3 separate regions of the Homo sapiens genome follow, and all the other regions are linked to region 3. A link is a contact called in ENCODE Hi-C or POLR2A ChIA-PET data. All regions are on one chromosome and are shown on one strand. The core of a region is the stretch at or near the end of the contact, and the rest is flanking DNA. Distances in the headings are between cores, read along the strand shown. Region 1 has its middle 51 kb from the start of SNORD140. Region 2 overlaps CSDC2 (cold shock domain containing C2). Region 3 holds the start of ZC3H7B (zinc finger CCCH-type containing 7B).

The links. Hi-C counts contacts between places; a loop is a spot of excess contacts on that map. ChIA-PET counts read pairs that join two places held with the same protein, here RNA polymerase II (POLR2A). Pooled maps may share reads with other maps.
Region 1: a pooled map shows a loop between it and region 3 (7-fold over the local background). The contact joins the enhancer-like site here to the promoter of ZC3H7B in region 3. A Hi-C loop is called at or near these places in 8 of 50 pooled maps. POLR2A ChIA-PET finds 5 or more read pairs at or near these places in 5 of 52 experiments (CD4-positive, alpha-beta T cell, OCI-LY7, activated CD4-positive, alpha-beta T cell and 2 more).
Region 2: POLR2A ChIA-PET joins it to region 3 with 12 read pairs in activated naive CD8-positive, alpha-beta T cell. The contact joins the enhancer-like site here to the promoter of ZC3H7B in region 3. POLR2A ChIA-PET finds 5 or more read pairs at or near these places in 5 of 52 experiments (Caco-2, GM12878, H1 and 2 more).

The regions. Positions count from the first base shown.
Region 1 is chr22:41,020,893-41,024,427 of GRCh38, forward strand. No RefSeq gene overlaps it. Among named protein-coding and RNA genes, the nearest start is that of SNORD140, 51 kb to the right of the region's middle. RefSeq lists enhancers at 1-326, 1,481-2,057 and a silencer at 822-2,051. Within about 2 kb of position 1,764, at least 39 of the 41 ENCODE cell types and tissues checked have a DNase peak (open chromatin) inside an H3K27ac peak, as active enhancers do; they include CD4-positive, alpha-beta T cell and OCI-LY7, where a contact is called at or near this core.
Region 2 is chr22:41,564,372-41,567,729 of GRCh38, forward strand. All of the region lies in intron 1 of CSDC2 (cold shock domain containing C2), which reads left to right. Among named protein-coding and RNA genes, the nearest start is that of CSDC2, 5.0 kb to the left of the region's middle. RefSeq lists enhancers at 1,254-1,548, 1,298-2,120. Within about 2 kb of position 1,345, at least 11 of the 41 ENCODE cell types and tissues checked have a DNase peak (open chromatin) inside an H3K27ac peak, as active enhancers do.
Region 3 is chr22:41,299,663-41,303,211 of GRCh38, forward strand. ZC3H7B (zinc finger CCCH-type containing 7B) reads left to right here and starts at 1,863. Exons shown (of 23, transcript NM_017590.6): 1 at 1,863-2,110. It also overlaps a transcript of RANGAP1 not described here. RefSeq lists silencers at 1,550-1,889, 2,170-2,239 and an enhancer at 1,971-2,472.

The sequences.
Region 1 (3,535 bases), core at 514-3,013, 280 kb before region 3:
GAAAGAAAAGAAAAGAAAGGAAAAACAACAGACTGGGCATGTGGCTCACGCCTGTAATTCCAGAATTTGGGGAGGCTGAGGCAGGAGGATTGCTTGAGCCCAGGAGTTTGAGACCAGCCTGGGCAACACGGCAAAACCCCGCCTCTATTCAAAAAAACAAAACCAAAAACCTGTTAGGGAGCAAATCTCCAAGTGCAGGGCAGGACCTGGAGATCCTGGGCTCTCGCCCGCGGAAGGGCCGGGGGTAGGACAGGGCCCTGGGCTGGCTGGCTCCTGGCATCTTCCAGGGCCTGCTTCTGTGGTGACACCTGGCCCCAGGAGGGGAGCCTGCTCTTTTATTGGCTTCACCAGGCCGAGCATGCTGTCTTCATCTCGGCAGCATCCGCCGGCAAAGGGCTGGCGCCGAAGCCTCAGAATATTCGATGGAAGAAGAATGAAAGGAGAGTGACTGGGTCTGTCCCACATTGTGCATTACAGCACATTTTCTAGGTTTGTGTGTGCATTTCCCTCAGGGGCAAGGGGGCCCAGAGACGGGGCTCTTCATTTGATGAGCTCAATGAGTGCCAGGCACTTACGTGTCATTTAAAATTGCCGTTTCCATTATACCGGGAAACTGAGGCTCAGAGAGGTGACTTGATGAGGTCGCACAGATGGTGGGTGGACGCGCTGCCTCAAGCAGTGTCCTGTATACTCTGTCCCTGTGCCTTCGAACCCCTACCCAGTATAAAGGGATTGCGGTGGGGAGAGGCTCCTCAGTCTGTGATAGAAGCAATGAAGGACTCAACCGTCCTGCCCCGCCCCGCCCGGCCTCCTGCTTCTCCCGGTTTCCCTGCCGCAGGCCCCGCTCAACCCCCGCTCTGCCTGCGTCCCGGCCCTCCTTTGCCGCGCCCAGCTCCGAAATGCTGCGGCGGGGGCTCGGCGGGGGCTGGGCGGGGGCCGCAGGGCCACAAGCTCCCCCGCCCCCAGCACCCACTTATGTCCCCTCTGCTCTCCAAACGGGTCCCAGGGCCACACCTGTCTCCTGATCACGACCTGGCCGGAGCCGGGACATGGGCGCCATTTCCGCAGCCCAGCTCGGGTCGCGTCGGTTTTGAAATCAGATAGTCTTTTCTCCCGACTCCAAGGGCGTCTGCCCCGCCCAGGGCTGGGCCGGAGGGGGAGGGGGCGGACACCCCGGGGGCGCGCGCCGCTGGGGGAAGGAGGGGCCCCGAACTTGGAAAAAAGGGAACTCGCACGGAAAAATCAAATCCAAGTGGTCTGCGTTCACCCCTGCTTGGGAGACACAAAGGAAGGGCGCGCGGGGCGGCGGAGGCGCGGGGCTCCGGAGCTGGCTACGCCCGCGGCTCCCGCGCCCGGGCCGCTTCCGCAGAGGACGACAATCCGGGCCGCCTGGGCTGGCTTCGGCCACACCCAGAGGCCGCACCTGGGCCGGCGCCCTCTCTCGGCGCAGCCTCGCGCGCCCGGTCCCCGCCGCGCTCGCGTCCCGGGGGGCGAGTGGGTCCAGATCCCACGAACCCCAGCCGGGACCCGCCCTCCCAAGCTCCGGGGCCAAGGTGGGCCACCTCTCTCTCGGGCTCTTCTCTTTCTGATCTTTTTTATGGCCTAAACTCGAGATCTCCCCACCCTAGTGCCCCCACCCTGCCACCCAACCCAAGGACTGAGTCTGGAGGTCGACCCTGAACCTTCCCTGATCCTCTACGACGTTCCGCGGCCGCAGTCCTCCCGGGCCCCAGGGCTGCAGGTCACGTGCCCGCGGTGGGGGCAGGGAGGGACGCGCAGCGGAGTCTCCGGGCTGCACGTGCAAGGCCTCGGGGAGGGTGGAGCTCTGGCTTCCCGAGCTGCGCTCGCTCCCGGCTTCCGCCGAGGTGCCCGGGGCGCCGGCCTGGAGCAGGCGGGGGTCTGGGTGCCTGGGCTGCGGTCGGGAGCGCCTCCGAAGAAGCACTCGGTGCCTGCCCCGCTGGGAGCGCAAGCATTGTTACCTATCAGCGCCGCACTTAACAGTTGTTAATAGCAGTAAGCCCTCACTAAATTGTCACTGCTGGCAGACCGCAGTAACTCGGTCTGACCTCAAGCACCCGATAAAAGAGTTCTTGTCCGTAAAGTCAGTTACGTAGGAGTTGGTAATCTCGGGTTTTCATTATGGAGAATTTTGAACATAAACAAAAGTCAGGATGGTAAAGTGAGCTCCTGGCGAGCATCCCCCCACACAGAACGAGCAACTCCTGATCCTGTTTTTTTTTTCTTTCCCCAGCCCCTACCCACTGTTCCTCCCTATTATTGTGAAACAAATCCCTGACATCGTGTCATATTTCAGCATATGCCCCCTGAAACAATGGATGAAAGGCCCATTGTTTGTTTAGAAAACTTTTAAAAGTCGGGTAGATAAAAATGTTAGAGTGGAGATAAAAATGTTCCTAGGTGATGATAAAGAGAATTAAAAAGCGGTTAAAGGAGTGAAAAGACTTAAGTGATATCTGTAAGCCGTGCCCATGCTTTCTGGGACATCAGGTGGCCCACGTAAGACCTTGAGCTGGGTGGAGGCAGTGGCGCTGATGAGAAGAGGCTGATTCAGGGAACTAATTGGAGGTGGAAGTGACCAGATTGGCTGATGGATTGTAGTGGGGACTTGAGGAAAAGAGAGCTTCAAGGATGAGACGCTGGCTTGGTTGAAGGGGTTCTTAACTGTAATGGGCAAGGAGCAGATATGAGAGAATGGAGAGATCAAAATAGGGTTTGGCCATGTTACATCTGAGCTGCCTTTTATTTTATTTTTGATACAGGGTCTCTATCAGTCTTCCAGACTTATTGCAGCCTCCACCTTCAGGGCTCAAGTGATCCTCCCATCTCAGCCTCTTGAGTAGCTGGAACTACAGGCATGTGCCACCATGCCTGGCTAATTTGTTTTTTAGTAGAGACAGGGTTTCACCATCTTGGCCAGGCTGGTCTTGAACTTCTGACATTGTGATCTACCCGCCTCGGCCTCCCAAAGTGCCGGGATTACAGGCGTGAGCCACTGCACCCAGCTTAATTTTTGTATTTTTAATAGAGATGGGGTTTCACCATGTTGGCCACGCTGGTCTTGAACTCCTGACCTCGTGATCCATCCGCCTCCGCCTCCCAAAGTGCTGGGATTACAGGCGTGAGCCACCGTGCCCGGCCTATTTATTTATTTTTTGAGACGGAGTCTTGCTCTGTCACCCAGGCTTGAGTGCAGTGGCACGATCTCGGCCCACTGCAACCTCAGCCTCCCAAGTAGCTGGGATTACAGGGTCGTGCCACCACACCCGGCTGATTTTTGTGTTTTTAGTAGAGATGGGGTTTCACCATGTTGGCCAGGCTGGTCTTGAACTCCCGACCTCAGATGATCCACCCGCCTCAGCCTCCCAAAGTGCTGGGATTACAGGTGTGAGCCACTGCGCCTGGCCCTGAGCTGCCTTTTTAATATCAAAGTGGAGAAGTCACACAAAGCAAGTGACAAAGTAAGTTCTCAGAGAAGAGAGCAGGGCTGGAGATAAAAATCCAGGAGTGAAGAGGA
Region 2 (3,358 bases), core at 95-2,594, 260 kb after region 3:
GCCTCAGGCCTCCCCAGTGACTGGGACTACAGGTGCCTGCCACCACGCCCAGTTAATTTTTTGTATTTTTAGCAGAGACGGGGTTTCACCGTGTTAGCCAGGATGGTCTCAATCTCCTGACCTCGTGATCCACCCGCCTTAGCCTCCCAAAGTGCTGGGATTACAGGTGTGAGCCACCACTCTTGGCCCCCAAGCTGCATTTTAATAATCTGTTTCTGTTCCCCCCGCTGGACTGGGGTGCTCTAAGGACAGCTGTTGCCCCACGTTTGTTGTTCTGGTGCCTGCACTCAGTTTGATTTCATTTACATATGTGTTTTTGAAAACCTCGGAGGAGAATTGGCCTGACCTTCATTAGTCATCTGGACCAACGATGATTCACGTAGCTGAAGAGAAAGGTGAGGTCCAGAGAGGAGCAGGTGCCTGCCCCAGGTCACACAGCACTGGGTGGCTGACCAGGCTGCCTTTCCCTAATCCGCTCAGACTGAGAGGACTCATGGTCAAGAGAAGACCATACAGTCAGGCGCGGTGGCTCACACTTGTAATCCCAGCACTTTGGGAGGCCAAGGGGGTTGATCACCTGATGTCAGGAGTTCAAGATCAGCTGGCCAACATGGTGAAACTCTGTCTCTACTAAAAATACAAAAATTAGCTGGGCATGGTGGTGAGCGTCTGTGATCCCAGCTACTCGAGAGGCTGAGGCAGGAGAATCACTTGAACCCGGGAGGCAGAGGTTTCAGTGAGCCGAGATCGCGCCACTGGACTCCAGCCTGGGAGACAGAGTGAGACTCAAAAAAAAAAGGATGGGTGCGGTGGTTTACGCCTTTAATCCCAGCACTTTGGGAGGCTGAGGCAGGTGGATCACAAGATCAGGAGTTTGAGACCAGCCTGGCCAACATGGTGAAACCCCATCTCTACTAAAAATACAAAAATTAATCGGGTGTGGTGGTGCACGCCTGTAATCCCAGCTACTCAGGAGGCTAAGGAAGGAGAATTGCTTGAACCCGGGAGGCAGATGTTGCAGTGAGCCGAGATCATGCCACTGCACTCCAGCCTGGGTGACGGAGTAAGATTCCATCTCAAAAAAAAAAAAAAAAAAAAAGAGGACTATGGCCAGGCACAGTGACTCACACTGTAATCCTAGCACTTAGGGAGACTGAGGCTGCAGTGAGCCATGATGGTGCCACTGCACTCCGGCCTGGGTGACAAAGTGATACCCTGTCTCAAAAAATTAAAAAGTAAGAGAGAACCATGACAACCATTTCCTGCCCCATTCTGCATCCTTTTAGGGGAGCTGAGAATTGGAGCAGAGTCCCAGCATGGGCTGTGGTTCATCTGCCAAGAAGGCTGAGTCACCACCCAGAGTGCCCCATGACACTGCATCCAGCCTCAGGTTATCTCCAAACAGCCTGACATTTGTGTTTACTTCTAGGCCCCTTTGTCTGCAGAGTCAGTCATTTGGGGTCTGGCCTTCTGCAGGGAAATGAAGATGAGCTTGGCTCAGAGCCCAAACTCAGGGCCGGGGGACAGGGGGATGCACACTCGCCGGGGGGCCTTTGACACAGCTCTGTGGCTCCTCCCGACAACCTGGGTAGGATGTTATGATCAGCCCCATTTGACAGATGAGGGATCTGAGGCACAAAAAGGGAGAGTTGGCCGGGCGCAGTGGCTCATGCCTGAAATCCCAGCACTTTGGGAGGCCAAGGCGGGTGGATCACCTGCAGTCAGGAGTTCGAGACCAGCCTGGCCAACATGGTGAAACCCCATCTCTGATTAAAAAAAAAAAAAAAAAAAAGGCTGGGCGCAGTGGCTCACGCCTGTAATCCCAGCACTTTGGGAAGCTGAGGTGGGCGGATCATGAGGTTGGGAGATCAAGACCATCCTGGCCAACATGGTGAAACCTTGTCTGTACTAAAATACAAAAAATTAGCTGGGCGTGGTGGCACACGCCTGTAGTCCCAGCTACTCAGGAGGCTGAGGCAGAAGAATCGCTTGAACCCCACAGGCAGAGGTTGCAGTGAGCCAAGATCACGCCACTGCACTCCAGCCTGTTCACAGAGCAAGACTCCATCTAAAAAAAAAAAAAAAAAAAAAAAAAACACACAAAAATTAGCTGGGTGTGGTGGTGGGCGTCTGTAATCCCAGCCAGCTACTTGGGAGTTTGAGGCAGGAGAATCACTTGAACCTGGGAGGCAGAGGTTGCAGTGAGCCGAGATCACGCCACTGCACTCCAGCCTGAGGGACAGAGTGAGACTCTGTCTCAAAAAAAAAAAAAAAAAGGGGGAGGGTCACCGGACTCAGTGGCTCACGCCTGTAATCCCAGCACTTTGGGAGGCCGAGGCGGGCAGATCACGAGGTCAGGAGATCGAGACCACAGTGAAACCCCGTCTCTACTAAAAATACAAAAAATTAGCCGTGCGTGGTGGCAGGCGCCTGTAATCCCAGCTACTCGGGAGGCTGAGGCAGGAGAAAGGCGTGAACCCGGGAGGCGGAGCTTGCAGTGAGCCAAGATCGCGCCACTGCACTCCAGCCTGGGCGACAGAGCGATCCTCCGTCTCAAAAAAAAAAAAAAAAAGGGAGGGTCACAAAACTGGGTTGCAGTGGAACAAGGATTTAAACTCAGGCAGTCTGGGTCTCAGGCTGCCCTCTTACCTGACTGCTCGTTCTGAAGGGCATTATTCCTGGCAGGAGATGGCCCCAGAAGGACACACGAAATCCCCCTGGAGCTGGCCTTTAGCTCTGTTTGAGTGGAAACAAATGTTCTAGAAACATATCAGTTTCTCTGCTCTTGGGGGAGTTTATTTTCCCATTTAGTTTCTCAGGGAAAGTTCTTTTGGAAAAACTCCAGCCTCATCTTGGCTGAACCAGGAACAGAATTTATATTCACAGGAAGAGCACTGGTTTACTGTTAGACAGATCTGGGACTCTGTCACCTGCTGTGTGACTTTGGGCAAGTCACTCAACCTCTCTGAGCCTCAGCTATCTCATCTGTAAAATGGAAAAATTGTAATTTCAACTCTATAGGGTAACTGGGAGGTTGAAACGTAGAAAATAATTTCTGTAAAGACTTTTGCACAGTACATGGCATTCAGCCAATGAAAGCCTCATTTTCACTTGCCCTCTTTGGCAGCAATGCTCTGGAGAGGGGGTCTGAACTGGAGGGTTGCTCCGTATCTCCATCTTCCCTTCTCTCTGGTCTCTCGGGCTGCTGGGCATTGTACAGCTCCTCCAAGCCCACGCCCTGGCAGGGCCCAGAGAGGGAAAGGCCCTGTACCAGCTCACACAGTAGGTCAATAGCAATACAGAGCCTGGACACAGGACTCCTGCCTTCCCACTGGAAGGCTCCAGATCATACTGATTC
Region 3 (3,549 bases), core at 613-3,112:
ATGGGGACATAGAGCACACTGTGACAACATGGGACTGACAACATGGGGCTTCCCAGAAAGCCTACCGATGCCAGCCTCCTGGCCCTTTTCTTTTTCTTTCTTTTTTTGAGACAGAGTCTCACTCTGTCGCCCAGGCTGGAGTGCAGTGGCATGATCCCGGCTCACTGCAAGCTACGCCTCCCGGATTCACGCCATTCTCCTGTCTCAGCCTCCTGTGTAGCTGGGACTACAGGCTCCCGACACCACGCCCAGCTTATTTTTTGTATTTTTAGTAGAGATGGGGTTTCACCGTGTTAGCCAGGATGGTCTCGATCTCCTGACCTCATGATCCGCCCGCCTCAACCTCCCAAAGTGCTGGGATTATAGGCGTGAGCTACCGCGCCCGGCCTCCTCCTGGCCCTTTTCTCCAAAGCATCCTCACCTCTGGTTGGGGTCTTGTAATAAAGACCCCTTTACCATCTTAGGCAGCCCAAACAATTGAACAAGTTGGTACCAACTTGAAGAGATAAGAGGCTGGTGTCCTGCTGAATCCCCCTTGAATGATGGACAGTCCTCTTCAAGAATATGTGTTCATTATTTCACCAGCAACCTGGGGTGGTGGAATCACCAGACCATTTGCCATCTAGTTCACTTGAGGCAAAATGCAGCAATCCAACTGGCCTCAGCATCCTCATCGATGAAATGAGAGTGATAATAACCATGGTGGTAAATGTGATAAGTTGTCAAGGGTGTTTCATTGTAAATTGCCTAGGGGGTATTGGGAACTCACACACACACACACACACACACACACACACACACACACACACACACACACATATATTTCTGGAGACAGTTTTGCTCTTGTTGCCCAGGCTGGAGTGCAATGGCATGATCTTGGCTCACTGCAACCTCCACCTCTGGGGTTCAAGTGATTCTCCTGCCTCAGCCTCCTGAGTAGCTGGGATTACAGGCACCCACCACCACGCCTGGCTAATTTTTGTATTTTTGTAGAGATGGGGTTTCACCACGTTGGCTAGTCTGGTCTTGAACTCCTGACCTCAGGTGATCCACCCGTCTTGGCCTCCCAAAGTGCTGAGATTACAGGCGTGAGCCACTGCACCCAGCCCTGATTGTCAATATCTAATCAGGTTCCTCATTTTCCACCATTCCCCAGGTGATGTCTGATCACCTTGCCCTGCCTTCAGCAAGAATCTTGTTAGATGGGTTTAAGCGAGAATCCTCTCATCTCTGATGCAGTTTCCTATGCACTGGCGCTCAATCAGTGGATCCTTTCTCCTTCCTCATAAATTCCCAGTTGCCCATGCTGATTTCTGAATTGAGCCCAAATACTCTCCCTGACCGCAAAACCCACTGCAGTGGTCCCTACACCCATCATGATGCCAATAAAGTCGGCCTTGTAGTCTTTAACAAGTGTCATTCAATATTTTTTTTAACATCCTATACATAAAACTCCAGCCAAGTGAGGTCCTGATTCTTCTATGTGTCTCCGGTTCCCATCTATGAGAAGGGCACAACGCAACCAGGGTTTTGGGCAGCCTTCCATGAAAGCACCTGGAAGCCGGAGAAGGGGGGCGGGGGGACTTTTGACACAGATGGGGAAGGGCGGAGGCGCTGGGTTTGAGCAGCATCAGCCCAGAAATGCAGAACTGCCAAAAGAAACCCCCCTAAAAGGCAGGACACTTTTAAAGAAAATAAAGGTGAATTCCAGGCATGAGCTTTCGACGGGGAATGGGGCTTCCCCGACTCGCCCCCACGCCCCCCGCCCTTCTCCCCAGGTGCGCAGCCCGCGCCGCCCACCCCGGGCGCGGCGAGGCGACGGGAGCCGAGCTCTCTAGGACCCGAGGAGGAAGAGCTGCAGGGAGACAGTGCCTCCAGCGGGTGCTGCCGCGAGCGGCCAGCCGAGGGGCTGGAAATGAAAGTAAAGCGCTCCAGAGCCACATGGACGGAGCTGCCGGGGCGGCGGCGCCGGGAGCAGGATGCGGCCGCCCGTAATTAAATAGCATTTACTCTTATTATTACTAATAATAATAACGTAATCATACCTCTAGTCATAGCATACCATTTATCGGGCTCGGCGCAGGCCCGCGGGGAGCGCAGCCCGGCGGAGGTGAGTGCTTGGCGCGGCCCGAGCCCCGCGGGGCAGAGGCCGGGGACACTGCGTCCGGAGCCGCCCGCGCGCGAGGGTTCGGGGACGCCCGGGCCGGGCAGGGCTGGGGAAGAGGCGAAGAGAGCCCTTTCCAGGCCGGGGCCGCGCGCCGGGCCACCTGGAAAGTGGGATTTTGCAAAAAATAAATCGTCTCTAAAACCCCATTTGCTCCTTTTTGGGGATCCCGGTCCCCGTGCCCTGCCCCAAAGTTTAAAAGTTACCGTGTGGCCGGGGGCACCTGGCGCTGGGGAGACTTGGCCGCCCCTGCAGCCCCCAGGAGGTGTCTTGAAATTTTCGTGGGGCCTCTCTCTTCGGCGTCCGGAGCTTCTGGGGTGTCCAGATGCTTTGCCGACCCCGCGCAGGGGGTCTCGGGGGCTGGCAGGGGCGTCGCTGGCAGGGCCCCCCTTCCTTTTGTGTTGTCCTTGGCCCCGCAGCACCCGGAGTTGGAGGGGCCGCGGCGAGGGCCGGGGAGCGGGGCCGCCCGACGGGCCGCCCCTTTCGGCTGCGGCGGCCACGCGAGCCCGGGGATCCGGGGCCTGCAGCCGGGCCCGCGGGAAGGGGGCGGCAGGAAAGGGGGGCGCGGTCTGGGCCTGCTGGGCAGGGGGGCGTTTCCGGTCGCAGGATCAGTCTCTGGACTTCGAGGCCTGTGGGAGGCCCGCGGCCGTCCAGGGAGTGCTAGGGGGCTGCGGACCCCGGCTCTGGCGCCTGGGGACGGGGGCGCCCTGACGGGGCTGGGGGCCTGGGAGCCGCCGACTCCGGCCTCATACCCCCATCCTGCCCGCTGCGAACCTCAGGGCCCCCCTCCGGGTTTGCTCCCTCCTCCTTTCCCCTCCTTTCTCCTCAACTCTGTCTGTTTTAGGCGTTTATAAGGCGCCTGGTTGGGGGGACTTTCACAGACAAAGCCGTCTTCCCAGGGGGGAAAATAATCATATAAAAACAGCTCACTCTGATAGAACCTGATGGCTGTATTGCCAACAGGGCATTGACGGGGAAGACTAGGGGGCTAGGGCCCTGCGTGGGGAGTCTGGGGGCTCTAAAAGGGGGCTGGGCCTGAGTGGGGAGCTGGTGATCAGCGGTTTTATTTCTCGGGTTGCTAGCTTTGGCATCAGACTTTGAACCCCAACTTCTTGCCATATTCCTCAGCATCTGCAGTTCAGCCTGATGAAAATAGCAGAATGCAGATCCTTGAATTTTCACACAAATGAGATAATTATAGTACATGTAGCAACTGTGTTGGACACAAAATGCTGGCAGAATCTTTAGTTCTACTACCAATACTTCCTCTACACACATACAGCCATCCCCTCCGTGGTGGTCTTCTTTCCCCGTGTCCACCTCCCACAGAAGTTGGACTGCAAGGTGGAAATGACACCTGGTCAACAGTTGGATGGAGCATGTTT